Linked DNA regions of Homo sapiens: region 2 is linked to region 1. Evidence: chromatin loops called from intact Hi-C (ENCODE). Cell type or tissue: B cell. All regions are shown on one strand.

What was found. Peaks named below come from ENCODE experiments on the same cell type or tissue, not always from the same donor. Only the 100,000 strongest peaks of a DNase experiment are listed, where the experiment ranks them.
Region 2: it touches region 1 in a loop (3-fold over the local background); 2 of 110 quality-filtered maps call a loop at or near these places.

The regions. Positions count from the first base shown.
Region 1 is chr2:167,962,827-167,967,826 of GRCh38, reverse strand. It overlaps STK39 (serine/threonine kinase 39), which reads left to right. Exons shown (of 18, transcript NM_013233.3): 17 at 3,101-3,165. Among named protein-coding and RNA genes, the nearest start is that of B3GALT1-AS1, 24 kb to the right of the region's middle. In B cell, CTCF peaks have their summits at 2,518 and 2,717 (motif pointing left); no DNase peak of the experiment used is centred here.
Region 2 is chr2:168,040,429-168,045,428 of GRCh38, reverse strand. The region is part of intron 14 of STK39 (serine/threonine kinase 39); the gene reads left to right. Among named protein-coding and RNA genes, the nearest start is that of B3GALT1-AS1, 100 kb to the right of the region's middle. In B cell, no CTCF peak of the experiment used is centred here; a DNase peak (open chromatin) is centred at 2,938; H3K4me3 peaks cover 472 bases; H3K27ac peaks cover 577 bases.

The DNA of each region.
Region 1 (5,000 bases):
CCCTGAATCTGAAATAAAAGTTGAAATTATATTTTAAAAAATGTGGAGAATTTGAATAGTGCAAGGAATGTATACAGAAAACAGTGTCTGGAGAATGCCTGACTTAGTTTGCCAAAAAAGTGTCGGCTCCGCTGCCTTGCCTCCAGTGGATTACCCCTAGGATGATCTTATTTCCCTTTCTGTTTAGATTCAGGGAAGTACTGAGCATCAGCGTCTTTTCCGTGTGGCTGTTACTGATATTGTTACAGTTTCATAAAGAACAATACTTATCATACCTTAGGCCAAATGTTCTCCAAAACAAAAAAAAAGTAAATAGAAACTTCCAGCCCTGACAGGTATTCAAGCCTAAAGTATGATACAGAGAAACAAAAAAATAGAAAAAAAATTAACTGTTCACATAAAGATACCCTGTAGGGACAGGCGGGTGGGAGGAGTGTTGGTAAAGCCCTAGTGACAGGGCTTGAGGGCCACAGTCCCTGGGGGCCTCAGTGCATATTATTGGTGTCCCTGTTTGCCCAAATGGCAGAGATTGTGGGCTGGGAAGGGAGGGACTAGTTCAAAGAAGATAGCACAATGTCTGCTGCAGAAACCAAGGGGCATGAGTTTTATTTGGGAAAACCAAGAGGGATTTGAAATGAGTCAGTGGCTACTGAGCAAGCAGGGTTCAGAAGTCCCACATTTTCCAGAAACTCGAGTGTCTTACAACACAAAGGTCAGTGTTCTCAGCACAGGCTCAGGCAGCTCTAAAGCAACAGCCAGCCCTACCCAGCCCTTCCTTCTCAGCTCACGTTCCAGGTAAGGAGCGTTTTTATTTTTGAAATCCAGGTGCACAGTCAGGAGATGGGAGGAAACAGTGACACCCATCTTTTTAATGAGCATTGCTACTGGAAAAGAAATTAGCATCACCCTGAATTTTATGTGATGTCAGTTAAATGAAGGTGTTTTATAGCACTTTACAACAAATTAGAATCAACCAAATTGAAAATAAGCCTAGCAGCTGGGATAAGTAATCAGGTAAGTGGCCAGTTTTGCTTATTTTTACTTTGAGCTGAAGACAGAATTTGAATTTTTAATGTCCCAGAGGTGTGAGATTCACAACTGGGGAGTGTGGTTTCTGGGATGATTGTTTAAGATGCAGGCAGCTCCATCTTGCCCTTAGGTCTCCAAGTTGCTTGACACATTCCCTGGAAATTGGCCCTTGTATATATACGTGTACACCGGAGAGAGGGTTGTGAATTAGTGTAGGCTAGAGCTCTGCTTTTGACTGAACATTAGAGAGCAGACTGGAAATAGATGACCCAGAACAAGGCAGTAAATCATCCACATTAACTGAGAAACTAATGAAAGGACTGAAATTTATACGAAGAATTTATGGCCACTCATGAAATCAGCCCAAATCAGAGGAACTATTAGAACACTTTTATGTTTTAAGAAAATGGGTACTGTGTTCATTTGCTGTAATTTGCATGTAGTCAGAGTGCCCTGACATGATAAATACTGGCTTTGGTGGACAGGATTTTACAGCAGAGCTTTGCACTCCATGAGCCAATGTTTCTTGCATAAATGACTTGATGATTTTAGTGTCTAAAATATGTTCAGAAAACTGTTGAAAGGCCACAGGAAGCTTTGCGATGATAACTATTCTGGAATTGGTGCCCTGGGGTGTACCCGATATGTGTGTGCTTGCTTATGTGGGCAAAAGAAAGAGGAGAAAAAGAGGAGGCAGATGGGAGGAGTGTTGGTAAAAATGAAACTGCAGATCACTCAGAATGGAAGTATTAAAAGGGCAACAAATGAAGATAAAATGATGCTTGCAATTATGGTTTATAAAGAGAAATAGGCCATATTGAGTACATAATTTTTCTTTTTTCTCCTCTGCAGCTGATGGATTAAATGAAATAAACTAATCTGCAGAAAATCCATGTATCTAGGTTGTTGTCAGTCGACCTTAGAGAAAATTAAAACTTGCGCAGATTTCTTACTACTTTCTACTTAAATTTTTCTACTTGAAACACTTTTCTCAAAATACTTGTATGTGTACTATTTTATCTTAAAATTTTTTTATCTTAAAAAATTCAGGTAACTTCAATACCTAACTACTGAAGCAGCAGATAATTTTACTCATAAAAAAATAAAAATGACAAACACGACATTCTCCCATAATTTCTTCAGCAGTAACTTCTCCTTCCCTAAGCAATAGCCCTTATTTGACTTTCAGGACTTTATACTTCAGGTGTGGACATGGAAAAAGTAAGTTTTAAGTTTCCATCATCATTAGCTTTTGATAATTCTGTTCATTAGCAGTACCCTGAGCCAGAGGAGTAAGCAGAAAAAACTGACTTCTCTACTGGAGTATCAGATAGATCATTACACCGTGAAGAACAAGGACAGATCTCCAATGAATCCAGCTAATACTGAAAACATATCTGCAGCACTGAGCTCCAAACTGACAGCGTCTACTCTAGTGCTTGACCCTGTTCAGCAAACTTGGGTATTATTCAAGGTGGCACTTCCCTGGTTTGACAGATCACTGTGCTCTGAAAGCCTTAAAACATGCGCTTGAGTTGTAGAGGTTATCCACTGTATTTTGTTGCCTTGATAAAAATGGGTTCAGAGAATTGAGTGAATTTATAGGACAGGGGTTCAAATGTGCTGACCTTCTATTTCCAGAGAAAGCCTTTGTTTTTTTTTGTTTTTTTTTTCTCCCCACTACCTCTCCTCTTTGTTTTGTACTGCCCTCTCCTGGCTAATAAATTTCTTAGTAATGAATATTTAGAGAAGCCAAGTGGCGGAAACACTGGGGGCTGCTATCATTTCTACTTTCCGTTAGAAATTTCAGATTTTATTATATGAAATGCAGAGTTGACATACAGTGATTAATTCAGATGTGCATAGATACAAGATTGCTGAAATGATATCAATTGTTGTAGAAATATCTGTATGAGAGTAATTTGGTCATTTATATGGACTTTGCAATGTTTATGAAAAATGATTTTGCAGTTTATTGCATCATTAGTCAAATTTTCTGAGTCATTGATGTGAAAATCCACTGTTATTGGAAATAATCTGGAAACTTTCTCTCTACGTTTATATTTTACAGTGGCTGCTAATTTACAGAAGATTGTAGATGATCCCAAAGCTTTAAAAACATTGACATTTAAGTTGGTAAGTGGAAAGTTATGGAAAGAAGGAGGTAATATTTTGCCATGCTGTGCCAGCAGGGAATAATAATCTAGTTTAATAACCTACTCTGTAATTTTGCTGTTGTTGTTTTCTTTTAGAATCAATTTTTGCATTTGGAAGCATTTGACTCTGCAGCGTTAGGGAACGTTTTCTGATTGTGACTGGAAGTGTCCTCTTCTATGAGCATAGCTTTTTCTTATCGTCACACCTTTGACTAAGAGCGGCCATATAAGAATCTTGAAGCCTAGATCATTTTGCTTGCAGTTTGTATTGCAACTTGACCATAAAGACAAAATTACACTGAATTCAAAGCAACACTCTTAATAAAGCTTTCCTAAGACAAAAGCCAAGTGGTTCTAACTTTTAAAAATAGAGGCTGATTGTTGTAGAAATGGTTTAGGTAATTGGAAGCAATTGTAGAACAACTCACCAAAGGCTGGCGGACAAAGACACAACAATTTACTTCCACATTTCAAATCAACAGTAACAGATTTTTGTAGAAAGGAGATATTTCAACAGTTATTCTGCACTAGTAGATTGTAAACTTAAGTACTAGGTGGCCACAGAGATACAGAGTGCCGGACATTCTGGGGTCACTGTGAGACCAAGATGGTGGTGGTCAGAAATGGAGAGAAGTCCAGATAGTCAAAAGTGACCGTTTTCCAAAAAATTTTAGCGAACAGTACATTAAGGTACATTTTAAAAATCGTAAGTTAATTTTATCAAAGGCTGGTCAGAATCCCAGAAGCAATTTTAGATCTAGATGACCAACACTTTGCTGTGCACAACATAGATTGATGATCTTTTTTATATTTGTGAAATTAAATGGAAAATGTGGGTGACCAAAAATGCTAAATGATTAGTTACAGTAAATGTGAGCCTGGTGCTAATTAACTTCCTGGGTCTTGCTTCCCATCTAATTTTAGATAGCTAGGCTGTGTGATAAAAGAAAAACACAAAGATTTTCACAGAAAAGATATATCTGAAGGAATTCTTTTTGCTTTGATAAGAAAGTAACATTTTATTCAGATGTAGAGTGCTAGGTTAACAAATAGGAAAATCCCTTTTCTGGTTTGGGATGACACTGTCACCTCTTAATGTGTGTGTTTTTTTTTTTTTTAATGTGAGAGTATATTGATGAGAAAATGGCAGCCTGTGTCAGCATTTCAAGCCAATATATGTCCCTTTATTCATTTTTTTAATACCACCTCAAGAACATTTTCCTAATTTGTAATATGCAAACAGAGATAAGAGTTTGAAACTCTCATGCTGGACTTTTCTCATTTTATTATGAAAGAGGAACAGTAACCCTGGCCCTTTCCTACTACCGAAGATTTTGTGAAAACAGCCGCTGTACAATCTCTAGGTAAACCATAAGAATAATGTAAAACTCTCCCTCATCTCCTAATCAGCTTATATGTTTCTTAAATTCTCTCTGGATTCTGTCCTCTTCCCTGCATCTCCATTTCCTGCACCCAAGCAGGATTCTCTCATCTTCACAAACTAATCTTCCTGCCACCAGTTTGTCAGCTTTTGGCTCTGTTTACCACCCTGTGCCTGTAGCCAGAGTAATCCTCCTACAATCCCAAAATGTGGTAGACACAGTGTTTCCACTGCCCTATTGTAAACCGCACACCCGGGACAGGCTAATGAAGCCTGGTCTGCCCCCACTCCTCCAGCTCTCCTGCTTTACCATTATCTCTGGTAGTAGGCCCATTTCACATCTCGGGAACCTCGGGCTCGCTGGGGTGGATTTGCCCAGGATCACACAGCGATCACACAGATCCTGAGTCTGGAAGCTGCAGACTCCCCCCTGG
Region 2 (5,000 bases), 78 kb before region 1:
TTTTTCAAATATCAGTGTCAACTGGGGTGGACGGCTAAGACTGCCTCTGGCCTGCTGCAGGGGGTGTGGGGGTGGGTGAGGCAGGGGGCCTGAGTGTTTCTGTTCTAGAGGATGCCTTCCAGCTCTGTTGTGTAGCTTCTAGCTGTGCTCTGCAGGTTAAAAGAAGAGGAAACACCCAGGGTGTGGGAGGAATGGAAGAAGAAATGTGAAAATGTACCAAGGCACAGGTTTAGGACTAACTTGATTTTTTTTTTAACCAGATTAAATTTTGAAATAACATCATTATATTCTTGTTTATAACTTTTTTTTGGTCACTTATAAGATGCAAATGAACAATGTTGGGTTTTTTTTGGTTTTTTTGTTTGTTTGTTTTTTGTTTTTTTGACTTGTGCCTTTACTTTCAACAGAAGTTACAAGGAGCTTGCTGTTCACTGAATGCTTTTCTTTCTCTTCTCTGTTATCAGGTTGATTCCTCTTCAGTATAGTTACTCATTTTTTCCTGTACTTACCTGAAAGGAGAATGTAATTAACCACTGTCTTTGGCAGTGGGTCTGTTGGAATTATTACCTGTTTGGCCCTTAGTCATGGTTGGTTGGTTTACATTCTTGGTCTCCTTTCCCAATCTTATTTGTCTTCTGTGACCCTTGCCCAGCATGCAGTTGGCCTCTCCTTCCACTGCAGACAAACAGGTCTTCGCTCACCTTCCCAAAAAGCTGTCACTGGTTCCCTTGGGTTTGCCTCACCACAGTGCAACAAAGTGCATGAATTTGGGTATTTGTAGATTTGGTGCAGTGTACATTTTAATCTTCTTCTTCTCTTTTTCTAAACTCCTGGTCCTTTTATACTTTCCTTCCTGTTTCTTAGATAATTATTAGAGGCTGATCTTTTCAGTGTTAGCATCTTTCTTATAAACAGTCTTTGGGTCATATTTCAGTATTTTATCAAGCTTACTTTAAGGACAAATCAAGCTGATGCCCAGTAACCTCTCTTAGGCTAGAATTGACTTTATGATGTTCAGTAAATCACCATGTTTAAGGACTCCAAACTTATCGTAGTGGCCTTGGACTTCAAGTTGCATATTGAGTGATAAGGAAAGGACCATATATCTATTTTTCCATCCTAATCTCTACTATGTTATTGGTGTTGAAACTGTAGAAAGGTCCATTAAGTCTAAGGTTACCTTAAAGGGAGGTTATCTCTGCTGTTAAAGTGACAATACCCGTGATATACTCAACAGTATTGCAAGGATCTTCCCCTTTCTCTCAAAAGTCAGCTATTGTTATTTACTTGTGCTGCTGCCTACTTCATGAAAAAAAGGAGCCATATAAAAGTGATACATTTTAACATGTTGCAGAGATGAACAAGGGCTTTCACACAACCTCCCCAGAGAAAGGAATAATAATTATTTTGATAAAGTGCTGTTCTATTTGAGAGGTTGCTTTCCTCTAGCTAAATCCTCAATAATAATGCCTACATCTATTATTGTTCTAATATAAAGAATTGCGAGTGTAGGGAATTATTTTATATAAAGAGATTCTCACTCTAGGGAATTTCTATACTGGATAATCTGCAGCCTCCTGAGTGCAAATAAAAAATGGAAATTAAAATCCTCTAGCTTTGAAGCATACATAATAAGGCTGCTGCAAGTACGAAGTCAGAAATTGTGAGATGATCAAAATCTTCACAGAGTAATATGTGCTAATGACAAAGTTCAGGTCAGAAACCAGGAAAAGAATTGAGAAAGGGCTATGGTTGTGTTAGCAGCCTCCTACATCTTTGTTGGTGGTCAGAAATTGTGCCTGTGTTGTACTTCTGAGTTAGTTGTAACCTATTATATTCCTCTTTGCTGTGTCACTCCTGCAAGGAGAATTTGCAGAGAAAATTCACATTTGCATTGCTTCTGTGTTTTAAAATTTAGAAGCAGCTGCAACATGATTTAATCAAGTAGGGAAATATCGTTTAACTACATTTTGGGGGTTGTTTGTTTGCCTTTTTGCTGTATATACACACTTAATTGATTCTGTTACTGGGGTTTGTATTTATTTTCAATTTAAAAATTAGGAATCATCAGCCTCCAGATTACTTGCCTCTATTAGTTATTGATGAGTGATTTTTTTTTGCCATCAATGAGTAATAAATAGAACACCTCAGATTAATTAATTCCATTTGTTGAATTGACCTTTGTTTCAGACACTGTTCTGGGGGTATAAAATGAATAAACCAAGTTAAATGATAAAGGAAAACATACTCTGATTGCTGAGTAAAAGGTGGGCTTTGAACTGTATTTTGTATTCATAGCCGTCAGTCAGGTAGTTGAAGATTGACTGGGTAAAGTTGGGCGGTGGGGACGGAGGGGCCAGGTAGATAATAGTTCTTAACTGTGGGTGTTAGGGACCTAAAAACTCAGATTAAGCCTGTAGCTTCCCCCTCCTGCCCCTACCAAATACATATTTAACATTTACATAGTATTTTGCAGGTGGTTTAGATAGGTTTACTGATCCCCAGAAACCCATCTATGGACCCTGCAAAGCTCCAAAATTAGAAGGAAGGTGGCTGGGTGCAGTGGCTCACTCCTATAATCCCAGCACTTTGGGAGGCCAAGATGGGTGGATCACAAGGTCAGGAGTTCAAGACCAGCCTGGCCAAGATGGTGAAGCCCCATCTCTACTAAAAATACAAAAATTAGCTGAGCATGGTGGCAGGCGCCTGTAATCCCAGCTACTCGGGAGGCTGAGGCAGAGAACTGCTTGCACCCAAGAGGCAGAGGTTGCAGTGAGCCAAGATCATGCCACTGCAATCTAGCCTGGGTGACAGAGCGAGACTCCATCTCAAGAAAAAAAAAAAAAAAAAAGAAGGAAGGAAGATAGAATTAAGATCCTTCAAACCTGTTGTTACTGTTTTTCCAGGAATGCCCAGACTCCATTGTAACCCCTACCTTTGAACTGGGCTAACCGGACTTAAATAGGAATTGTGCCATAACCTATCTCTTTGTTGTTTTTAATATACAAAGTAACAGTAGAAAGTTAGGTTGAGTATGAAGATGATTTTTAAAGGGAGGGCTTTTCCGTAGAGAGATGGACAGAGAGATACCCTAGAAATATTTAGAGGAACTGAAAGTTGAGTAAGCATTGATGTAACCACATGATATAAATGAATGATTTATTTTTACCTTGCCTTGTTCCAGAGAAGATTTAAGGTGACTTACAGTATGAAAGCATAAAGTAGGTGAAGTAAAATGAAGCTAAAATGAGATTTTAAAAATATCTTGAGAGTGGAAAGAGAATTGGGCAGGGAACCCAGAGTGATATAATTACAATCACTGAGAAGAAAATTTAGCCTTCAGCTTGTTAGCAACCAGGAAATTATAGTTGTCTATTTAGTCCTCCTCTCTTGACAAAAGTAGACCTATAGGATTAAAAGATTATATAGCGAGGCAAGCTTTTGCTTGATACCAAATTCAAGTGGAATTTATCTCTTGGTTCTTTCTATAAAGAACCTTGGATAACATGGCAGAGAGCTTGACCTACTGTTGCAAAAAATGTTCTTGAGTTATTTTTTCTTAGATTGACACTCCTTAGAAGTCAAGGGCTTATCTTCATTGAATTACAGCATACAACATAAAGTAATTTCTTCAGAGCCTAAACCAAGTTCAGGTCTGTTTTCTTTCCACTGATCAACTCTGAGAGAAGATCTTGAGCTTAAAGTTAAGGAAATGTTTTTAGCAGGGAAAGAATAGCAGTTAGTCCAAGTTAGGAGTTCTGACCACCATCTAAAGTACCCATTTGCTGTATGTTGACTGAAGGGAATTCTTAGGTTTACAGATCAGATGAGTAACTAGCAGCATTACCATTCTCATTGGAAAATTCAAAAATCTGATGTCACTTAGACAGACGAGCCTCCACTTGCAGACATACTGTAGAGAAGGAACTTTGGGGATAGATCATGCATTTTTTTTTTTAAAGAGCCAATAATTCTTTCCCCAAATATACAGTGGACAGCATACTTGTAAACCATACAGTATAGGAGAAGTGATATTAGCCTGGGCAAATTACTTTTCAAGTAGGTGTGATCAATGGCTTCCTTTCCCATAAACCTTGTGTATCCTTTGGAACTTTTATTATTTTAAATAATATAATAATATTTTATAATAATAAATAGAATAATATTATTAATACCTCTCCAAGAGTTGGACTTTAGGAGTTGGAAGGATTGCATATTTTTTAATTATAGCAAATATTTCTCACCAGCAATAATATTAGTTTTAGCATATTAATGTTAAACTTGTTAAAAACACAGCTCCTCCTGGACACACCTGCTGAGGTCAGATCCCATGATCTTCTCCCTAGACGGTAAGCTCCAAGTGGGCAAGGACCAGGTCTATTTTGTTTACTTCTCTATGTTCCATGCCTCGCACAGTGCCCTTGATTCCCATAATGCACAAAATTTAAAGAGGCATGAGTATGGGACCTGTGTAACTTAATGGGTTAACAGTTCCATGTACTAAAAAAGAGAGAAACGTCACTTTATGTAATTCAGTGACTATTTTTTTAAGTGCTTACTCTATAACAAGGCAGTGCTGTATTAAGTGTCAAGGGAAAAGAACCCTTAGCTTTGGAGAGAAGATAAACATATACAGAGATAGTTTCAATGTTATGGGTTAAGTCCTTGATAGTCCTGGGGTTTCAGAAATATAAACATTTTGTCAATTAAAGGTATGAAGATGCCATATGCTTGTATTACTTCCTTATGAAAATGAAACTTCATATAATTATTAATTAAAGTCTATATTTCACTTAAAATTCTAGGTGAAGAAATCTGGATAAAAAATTTATTGGGAAGGATTTCATGTTTTGAACTGTTGTCCAGTGAGGTTATATGGCAGTAATTTTCTCCAGTAGGGAATTCCTAAAGTTATCCCATTTTGAAGAAGGTATGTATTACATTTTTCATCCACATGAAGAAGATTACACTTGAGAACTTAGCGAAAAGCATTTGTTGAA